2 separate regions of the Homo sapiens genome follow, and region 2 is linked to region 1. Evidence: read pairs that join two places in POLR2A ChIA-PET (ENCODE). Cell type or tissue: GM12878. All regions are shown on one strand.

Region 1 (5,000 bases):
AATATCAAGATGCACAAACACTTTTTCTCTCTCTTAACTCACCCTCCCAGCACAGTGCTCAGAGTGCTGGTAATGTGCAGACTTCAGTGTAGGTGATGCCTTAGGGTCTGAAAGAGAAGTTAGTGAAATAAGCTTCCTTCTTCCTGTCTTGCTCCAGGGTTCCTCACTATCACCTTTCCTTGTAGTTTCTACCTAGAAAGTCAACACAGCGTACTGTCTTCTTTAATCTAAGTGTACTTTTCGACACCTCTATATTCTTGCCTTTTCACACCTTTATCATTCCTTCTTTGAATGTAAACCTTCCCCTGTACCTGTTTTCTATGTCCTTTCAAGAATGGTTTGGGAAGCTCTCTCTTTTGATAAGACTTCTATCCTCACTCTTCTGTTCTTTCAGAAGCAAAGATGGATTTTTTTAAACAAAGTTTTTATTGCTTCTTTTGGCCTGAAGCACCAAACAGGTCTCTGAGTCTATAACATGGGCTTTTATTTTAGATGAGATTCAAGAGAAGAACATGGGAGATACTACATATCATGTGTGCGCTTTTACTTACTCCTTTACGTCCTGAATGAATTTAATATATTTTTCATTGATTAATACATTAACATAGCTGCTAAATGCCTAGTATGTGTAAGACAGTATGCTAAGGTTTGGTGAGAAATTGACAGACAAGGTATAGAGTACTTTCGATTCTCTGTTTTGGAATAAAAGGGTAGTTCTACAATCAAATATCAATTACCTTCAGGTATATGAAATCAAATATTGCCTTCCTCAGCTACAAAATTGAGATGTGGCTATGTACAGTATGTAAGTCTGGATATAATAAAGCAATACTTAGTAAATCTTTGAATAAACAAAGGAATACAGAGCTGGAGAAGAAAAGTCTCTGGGAAAGATCATTTAAAATTAGAATTAGGGATTTTGGTAAATATACAAATGGGAAAATAAGCACTCAAGTGAGAAAATACGAAGACTGAGAAGACATAGAATTGATATTTTTGAAACAATTGAGGGGACCCAGAGGTGAAAAACAAATATATTGACATACTTATGGACCTCATGGACCGGGTAAATGAAGTTGTTCAGTGGAAAGTTAGTTATTTTTAGAGCAAAAGGAACAGGAAATAATGCTTTACACACTGGTTTATTTGTAGCACTTATTACTGAAGAAGTGATGTCAGTCAAAACGAAATAAATTGAACTATGTTGAGAATGGATCTAAGCCAGTTTGGTCATTCCCAATTATTAGCTTCTTTTTTTTAAGAACTAGTAACCTTCAAAAATTTAGAGGTAGTTTACAGTTTAGGATCTCCTCCCCTGCAACTTTCCTACCAGGTTATAATGAAAGTAACTCTTAGCCGGGCACAGTGGCTGATGCTTGTAATCCCAGCACTTTGAGATGCTGAGGGGGGTGGATTACCTGAGTCAGGAGTTCAAGACCAGCCTGGCCAACATGGCAAAATCCCAACTCTACTAAAAGTACAAAAAATTAGCCAGGCATGCAGCATGCACCTGTAATCCCAGATACTTGGGAGGCTGAGACAGGAGAATTGCCTGAACCTGGGAGGCAGAGGTTGCAGTGAGCTGAGATTGTGCCACTGCACTCCAGCCTGGGCGACAGAGCAAAACTCTGTCTCAAAAAAATGAAAAGAAAAAAAAGGAAAATTCTCAAACCCAGATCTTTCACACATTTTTTTTTTTTTTTTTTTTTTTTTTAGAAAGCAGACACCAAACAGTCTAGAACCTGTTTGGCAATCTTCTTGAGTCCCAATTCTATCCTTTTAGTTTCATTGGACACAAAATGGATACTATTCTGGGGGCAAGATGGATTCAACACTATGGCTGGCATCATGCAGAAGAGTCCTTCCCACCAGCAACCTGGGTCCTGCATTGGCTGCCATTTCAAAAGTGCAGATGGGGCTTTCCACTTAGAATAGAGTGGTTTATGGCAGCTTAACACTCCCACGGGAACACAACTGAAAAAAAAGCTAGATCAAATTCAAAAAACACATCTGTTTCAAGGCATCAGAGAGCTGCAAAAGCAATGAGGACTAGATGGGCTAAAATTCCAGACGGGAAAATCCCAGAGGGGTGAGGAAGGGATCTTTTGCAGCTTTTCCTAGGGGGTATTTGCCTAGTTCTAGGTGTGGCTATGAGGCTGAGAAGCCTTTCTTGGCTCCAGCAAAGGGCCGCTGTTGCGAGGGAAGGAGAAAACAGCAGAGACTGGAGCAGGTATGCAGTAAGGAGGTGACCCAACTGGTGATTTCAATGGCCTTAACACACAGCTAGTTACTTCTTGAAGACATTTGCTCAATCCTGAAGCTGAGCCCAGTGGGAGACTTAGAAACTAAGTTTAAAAATCTTAGAAAAGCAGAGCAGAACTTTCCTCCAGTTCATGGTTCTACGAAGACGCTGACTGCTGGGGAGGAACTCTGGTTCATGGGGCCTGGGGGCAGTGGTGAGGTGACTTGTTTGCAGCTGCCTGTTCCCTGTCAGCTTTGGCCAGTTCCGGGTATGGCCAGAGCTAAGCATCTTGCTTGGCCCAACAGAGGGCCACTGTTGGGATGGGAAAGCAGAGGTTTTTGCATTTATGTGAGGCTGGAATTCACTGGAGACTTGAGGAGCCTCAAACACACAGCTGGTTTCCCTTTAAGAAATTTGCAGAATTCTGAAGCTGCATGGAATAGGAGATTAAAAATCAGAAAACTTCTGAAAAGCAAATGGGAGTTTTCTGTATTCTGTGTGCACTGAGAAGTCAAGGATCTCCCAGGCGCTGGGGTCCTGGTCGATACTTCATGTTCTCACTTAGAAGAAGGGCCTCATTCTGGGAACAGGAACAAACCCAAGATACACGCAGCCCAGTCACAAGCTTGGGGAAGATGCTTCTCCCAGCCCCAGTCTATCCACCCCACAGAGGAAAGGGTTGATCCTCTCCTGGTGGAAGATAACATCTACAGCCTTCATAAGTTTTTATACACAACAATCTGTCATTCAACTAGATATAAAGACCACTGAGGTCAGAAGATTCTCATACCCTGTCATGCAAGGATGGAGTATGTCTCCATGCTATTTTTAGCCAATCTACCTCTTGAACACCCTAATTGCACTAATGGAAACAGCTTTGATTATTAGCATGATAGAAAATAATCTATTATGCCAATAAACAAAACATATTGTTGATTAGAGATAAAGAGCTGAAACTCTTGCAGCAGCACTTCCGGGGTATCACTCTAATAATTAAGGGCTGGTTGATCACTCTGAAGTATGTATTTTTTATTAGAGTGTAGAATAAACACACATGTATTATAATACTTTATGATGAAATGTTTTAAAGTAAATAATAGCTCATATGAGACTAAAAGCTCTTTAATAATTTGTTGTATATTTTCAAAAAGTTAGAAGAGACTATTTTGAACGTTCACAACACAAAGAAATCATAAATGTTTGAAGTAACTGATACATTAATTATCCTGATTTGATCTTCATATATTGTATACACATACTGAAATATCACTCTGTATCCTATAAATATATATAATTATTACATGTCAACTGAAAATAAAATGGAAAAACATCAGAAGCCTTGGTAGATTCAACTCTGTGTGCCTAGCTCATTCAGCTCTCAGCTTGTAATAGGGGATCAGTCACACTTGTTGAGTGAATTAATAAATTAAATATTTAGGTAAAATAATAAATGATGGGCTGGGCGCAATGGTTCACACCTAAAATCCCAGCACTTTGGGAGGACAAGGAGGGTGGATCACGAGGTCAGGAGTTCAAGACCAGCCTGGCCAACATGGTGAAACCCGGTCTCTACTAAAAATACAAAAAAAAAATTAGCTGGGTGTGGTGGTACGCACTTGTAGTCCCAGCTACTCAGGAGGCTGAGACAGGAAAATTGCTTGAACCTGGGAGGTGGAGGTTGCAGTGAGCTGAGATCACACCACTGCTCTCCAGCCTGGGCGACACAGCAAGACTCCATCTCGAAAAATATAATAATAATAAATGACGGATTATTCTGGGCGTTATTTCAAATGGTGAAAATCAGAACAAGGGGCTGTTCGCCTGTTGGTACCTCTTCTCCCTAACTCATTTTGAATCCCCAGTAATGTCCTATATCCTGATTGGTTCTCATATCCTGTCTTGGATTGCTTTGTTACCATTCTGATTATTTTCCATGCCTTTCCTGGAAGGCAACGTAGCAAGGAGACTGGGAAGCAGGCACTCAGGTGTCAGGCAGACCTTATCAAGGGGCCTTGACTCTACAACTTACCTACCACCCATTTGGCCACTAGCAGGTTACTTAACCTCTCTGGATCTCAGCCCTCTACTGTACAATGGGTATAGCATAGTAGCTTTTACAGAAAGTTGATGTGAGGATTAAATAAGATAACACTTGTCAAATGCTTAGGAGAGTTCCTTCAACATAGTCCAATGTAGTTGTACAATAAAATATTAGCAATTATTGTATTCTTTTGTAAGCCTATGCATTGCTCAATTTGGATTTTTCAAACAAACAAAAATTAAGATTACATCAAGATTGTGCACCTTAACAAAACAAAAGCTCAGGAGAGATGAGACTCAAATAATAAATGCTAGAATACATACTTTTGTGTTAATATTCTGCCTTCAAAGAAGTCAACTTGAAAGACTAACACTGAGCTGAAGACATTTAAAAAGCAATTTCCCAGCCTGTTAACATTTTCCAGTCTATACAGGTCTCAAACATTTTGGGAGACCCCTAAAACCAGCTTCCTCACTTCCTAGGCATGTCTTAATATATATACGTGTGTGTATGTGTATATATATATATAATATTTTATATATAATTATATATAAAAATATATATAATATCTTTCTACCAAAATTGGTATCTCTAACAGAATTAACTTAACATAAGATCTAACTGAAAATTGCATTTACTTTTACAGAAATTAAATCTGACTTTAAAAGATGAATAATCTACAGACTCTCAACAATGAAGAGTATGTCTCGGCTTTTA
Region 2 (5,000 bases), 66 kb before region 1:
TTTCCTGTTTTCAGTTTCCCTTACTATTGCATGTCACTTAGAAAGCCTAGCAACCAATTTATAAGCCCTCACAGATCAATCACTGCTAGGCAGTAGCCCACATTGTGTTCTAATTCTAAGCATTTCTTCTTGTCTCAGAAATGAACACCGATGTAGATTAACCATGTCTACATAGAGGACATGGTTAATTCTTTCAGGTACCATATGAGAACAATGATGACTAATGGGAAACATTTTTAAGATCACAAGAGAACAGTATATTAACAAGCAAAAAATGTAATCATCTCAAAATAACAGGCATTAACAAACCTGTATACTGCAGAGATGCATTGTTCCTGCATGCAAAGAAACTGATGAAATGATTCCCACTGCTATGCTCAGAGAAAAATTAAGTGACAGGTCCCTTTTATTTAGGAGTGTGCTGTTTTTTTTTTTCCCTGATGATGGACTGATGATATTATATAAAGGGTTATATAGTGAAGTCATGCTACATCAAATTACTGCTTACACAGGATGCTTCTGAACCATTTAACCTGATACTACAGAATAAAACATGTGTAATCAACAAGCACTAAAAAGGAATGAATACGTAACAAGAATGATCCTTCACTTACCTGAAGAATGTGCATGAATTCTATTCAATGACAGTTTTAATCGATTGTACCTCTTTGATTTTGGCATCCAGATCAACTCCCTACTGATTACTTAGAGGACCCATTGATACTTGGAAATGAATGACTTAAATACCCATAAATATGAAGAACATGGCATAATGTCAGAATTGAAACATTGCTCAGACCCATGACCTAGCCAGTGGCTCCAATTAACAATATTAAACCAGTGATTCTCAAACTTTAGGATGCATCAGAATCACCTGGATGGTTCATTAAAACACATGTTGCCGGACGCCAGTCCCAAGTTTCTGATTCAGTAGATCTGAGGTACAGTCTGAGAATTTGCATTTCTAACAGCTTCACAGGTATTGCTGATGCTGTTGGCGCAGGGGCCACACTTTGAGAACGAATGCATTAAATTAATAATCAAACATCTGATTGAGGAACCACCATATGCCTGGAAATACAGAATAACTGAATTTCCCATTAAAGCGTTGGAGATATTACCCAAACCACACATTTTTATGATAGCTATCATATCAACTTTTATTTAAAATCTTAATCTCCCCCCCTCCCCCACTGACAGAGCAAAATGAACAAAATAAACGATTCAACCCCCCTTCCCATTACCTTGCATCAGAGTCTTCTTGGAAGCTCTACCAAAATAACTCTACATCTTCTTCAGAATCTTTTTTCAGCCTCATTACATTTAGGGAAAAGAATGCAGGTTCCTCTTTGGCACTGTGTCCTCAGCTAGTCTGTGGGAAGCTCAGCAACTTGCCACTTGTTCCCAGTTTAAGTAACAGGAATGAGATCATCAACATTTTCTATTGGGTCTCCTCAATCTCCTCCTGATTCTGGTTTAATACTGGTATGCAATGGACATGTTGAACCCCAATGGTTAAGAAACTCTAAAACTTTTGGCTATGTGCTGGAAGGACCCCGAGAGACAGTCTATCCTGGGTTAAATTCAGCCGCATATCTGTTTTGTTTGGCTGGTACTGTGTTTCAGGAAGAACTGTGCCTGAATGCCTTCAGGAGGCGCATGCTCTCAGTGGCTTGTACTTCCCCCTGATTTGCCGCTGACTTCACGCATTTACATTACCTGCCTGGCCCTGTAGGTCATTGCAATTGAAGTACCTGAAAAACCCTCTGCTTTAACAAATGAGGAAACTAGGCTTTGAAAAAATTAAGTAACTCTCACAGAGTCATGCTGATAGCTAGTGACAGAACAGGACTACAACTAATAGCTCAAGATCCTCTCTCTCTCTTTTTTTTTTTTTTTTTTTGCTGCTTTCTCAACTTCTGGAGTCTCTATTGGTGTCAACACAGACTTTAGACAAGAACTTGATCAGCATCGCCTGCCTCACTCTGTATTACTTTAAGGTTATACCTATCACAGTCACCCACCTCAGTCTATCAGATGTGCTCCATACCTTTCTCAACATGGTACCTTCCTGTGGAGTGCTTTGAAACATGTTGAGACACGACTTCACATTTTTTGGTTTGTAGAGGAAGAAAATACGTGAGTAAGTCCAAGGTAAAAGAAACAACTTGAGCTCTGGCTTTGGAGTCACTGATAGAAATAGTATAGATTTTCACAAAGGCATCCTTATAAATAAAGCCAACAAAAACCAAACAAAATAAAACCAAACAAAATTAGACTTCAAATAAAAGGCCAATGCCACAATCTGGGTTTGAAACATAGTAAAGACAAGAAAGAGAAAGTTTCTCCCTGGTCTTCCTTAATTTGGCTGCCTGTGCTATTCTCCAAATTCCTTTTATCATCATTAGGTGGAGAACATTCATTCACCTGCTCCAATTTGACCTTCTTGTTTTAATGGTCAAGCAAAGCACAGGGCAGGAGAACTAAAAGCAGTGGTTCGCAAGATTAAGCATACATAGCCATCACCTAGGAGTTCGTTGATGATGCAGCATCTTTGAAACCAGCTGCAGAGATTTCTGATAGGCCTGAAATCTATATAGTTAGCTAGCACTCACAAGTGTTTTCCATGCTAGTGATGCCTAGAACACACCTGGAGAAATGCCTTGTGCTTTTCAAACTTCAGTGTGTTTACAAATCTCTGTTGAAATGCAGCCTCGTTAAGTAGGTCTGGGGTGGGGTCTGAGGTTGGGCATTTCTCAAAAATTCATGTAAGGTGCTGGTCCAGAAACTGCTCTTTGAGAAGCAAGGGTTTAGAACTCTGATATGGCAGGGAGTTATATTTCCTAGGTTTAAAATTCAGCTCTCCACTTTTCCGGTTGTCAGTCTGAAAAAGCAGCTTAACCTCTCTGAGCCTCAATTCTTTCATTCTCAAATGGGACACACTTACATGGCAATAGAAATAGGAGAGAGAGAATACCAAGTTTTTTTTGTTTGTTTTTTGTAATGGAGCTTTGCCCTTGTTGCCCAGGCTGGTGTGCAATGATGTGATCTCGGCTCATTGCAACCTCCACCTCCTGAGTTCAAGGGATTCTCATGCCTCAGCCTCCCAAGTAGCTGGATTACAGGCATGCGCCACCACACCTGGCTAATTTTGTATTTTTAGGCGAGATAGGGTTTCACCGTGTTGGCCACGCTGGTCTCAAACTCCTGGCCTTAGGTGGTCCACCTGCCTTGGTCTCCCAAAGTGCTGGGATTAGAGGCATGAGCCATCGTTCCTGGCCAATACCAAGTTCTTGAACTACATCCCATGCTAACATATTATGAATTTCTTAAAGAGGTACCATATCTTCCTTGAAAAACAAAACTTTGGAATTTTCCATTTTAAACGCCTACAAGAACAGGCTCCTAATCCACTTCCCTTTTGCCACCACCAAGAATATTTTCTCTCAGAAATTGATAAAATCGCTTCAATTCTAGGTTTGGCCAGCTAAGAGAAATCTAACTAGCAGCTCATCAGCCACCACAGAGAAAGGTGGTAAACTGGTGGGCAGAGGTTAGGATGTCTCCCTTCTTGGCTCTACTTACTGTTGTAACATTCAGACAATGCACCTGCCTCCTTCTGCCTCAATCTGTAGGAGAGTGGCTGTGACAGCTAAGTCACCACCGAGTTACATCTTATCTCCTCATTTTAATCAATAATTCCCATATCTTAGTCTACTGAAGACTCTTTTGAGAAAAATTTTAAACTCGTAGACACCCAGAGCACATTTCACAAGATACAGATTTGGCAGGTCTGCTATGAGCACTCAACATCTCAATTTTTAAAAAACCTGGCCCTCATTCTGAAACAGGTGCTCCATTCTCTGAGAAGTAAAGCTTTCTAAAAGGTTTGGGCCAGGCGCAGTGGCTACGCCTGTAATCCCAGCACTTTGGGAGGCTGAGGTGAGTGGATCACTTAAGGTCAGGAGTTTGAGACCAGCCTGGTCAATATGGCGAAACCCCATCTCTACTGAAAATACAAAAATTAGCCAGGTATGGTGGTGCACGTCTGTAATCCCAGCTACTTGGGAGGCTGAGGCAGGAGTATCACTTGAACCCGGAAGGTGGAGGTTGCAGTGAGCTGAGATTGTGCCACTGCACTCCAGCCTGGGTGACAGAGTGAGACTCCATCTCCAAAGAAAAAAAAAAAGTTTGAAAGGAAGGATGCTTAGACACCATGCAAGTTCAACAACAACAGCTTCCCTGGTACATTCTACAGATCTCTATCCTTTGTGTGAAGCAATGAAATCATGTTCTTTTCAATGATCCCAGTGAAGGCTACCATTTGCTGAATGAGCATTTACCACTCACTAAGTCCTCATGTATATTTTCCCTTACAAAGCCCTGCTATTACCATTATTATCCCCACGGAGTAGAATGAAGTCATGGCTCAGAGAGCACCTTGTCTGGAGTTGTGCCATGAGTTAGTGTCAAAGGTGGGACCCCAAACCCCTGTCTGTCTGACTCTTAGTCGAACAGACTTCTACTGTGCTCTAAAGCAGAGCTTCTTTGACTGCAGCGTCCACCAGAATTCCTGGAGGGCTTGTTAAAACTGATTACTGGGTTCCATCTTCAAAGATTCTGGTCAGTAGATCTGGGGTGAGGCCTGAGAATTTGCATTTCTAAGACACTCCCCACGAATGCTAATGCAGTTTGAGCATCACAGCACTAGAGTTAGCTGTTGGATCCTTTCCTCTGGGGAGTTGGATGCCTCTCATTAGCAGTCCTCACTACTTACACGGAGCAATTTAGAAAAGCTTTCTTTTTCCTTCAAGTGTTGTTTAGACAGTAAGTACATGACAAATGGCCAATGAAGCTGCCGTTAAGTCAGTTAAATGTCTTCAGTTGTTACTTCTGTGGGGTTTGAAGTTGTCATATGTCATCCTCCTCAAGAAGAAAGAACAATTCTCCCTTTGTGGTGGCTCTTTCATAGAACTTATTTTGTTCTGTCTTTTCTTTCT

What was found. ChIA-PET counts read pairs that join two places held together with the same protein. Peaks named below come from ENCODE experiments on the same cell type or tissue, not always from the same donor. Only the 100,000 strongest peaks of a DNase experiment are listed, where the experiment ranks them.
Region 2: POLR2A ChIA-PET joins it to region 1 with 7 read pairs; 6 of 35 experiments call an interaction of 5 or more read pairs at or near these places.

Annotation. Positions count from the first base shown.
Region 1 is chr5:143,798,975-143,803,974 of GRCh38, forward strand. No RefSeq gene overlaps it. Among named protein-coding and RNA genes, the nearest start is that of HMHB1, 11 kb to the right of the region's middle. RefSeq lists an enhancer at 2,340-2,399. In GM12878, no CTCF peak of the experiment used is centred here; no DNase peak of the experiment used is centred here; H3K27ac peaks cover 242 bases.
Region 2 is chr5:143,732,494-143,737,493 of GRCh38, forward strand. No RefSeq gene overlaps it. Among named protein-coding and RNA genes, the nearest start is that of MIR5197, 55 kb to the left of the region's middle. In GM12878, no CTCF peak of the experiment used is centred here; no DNase peak of the experiment used is centred here.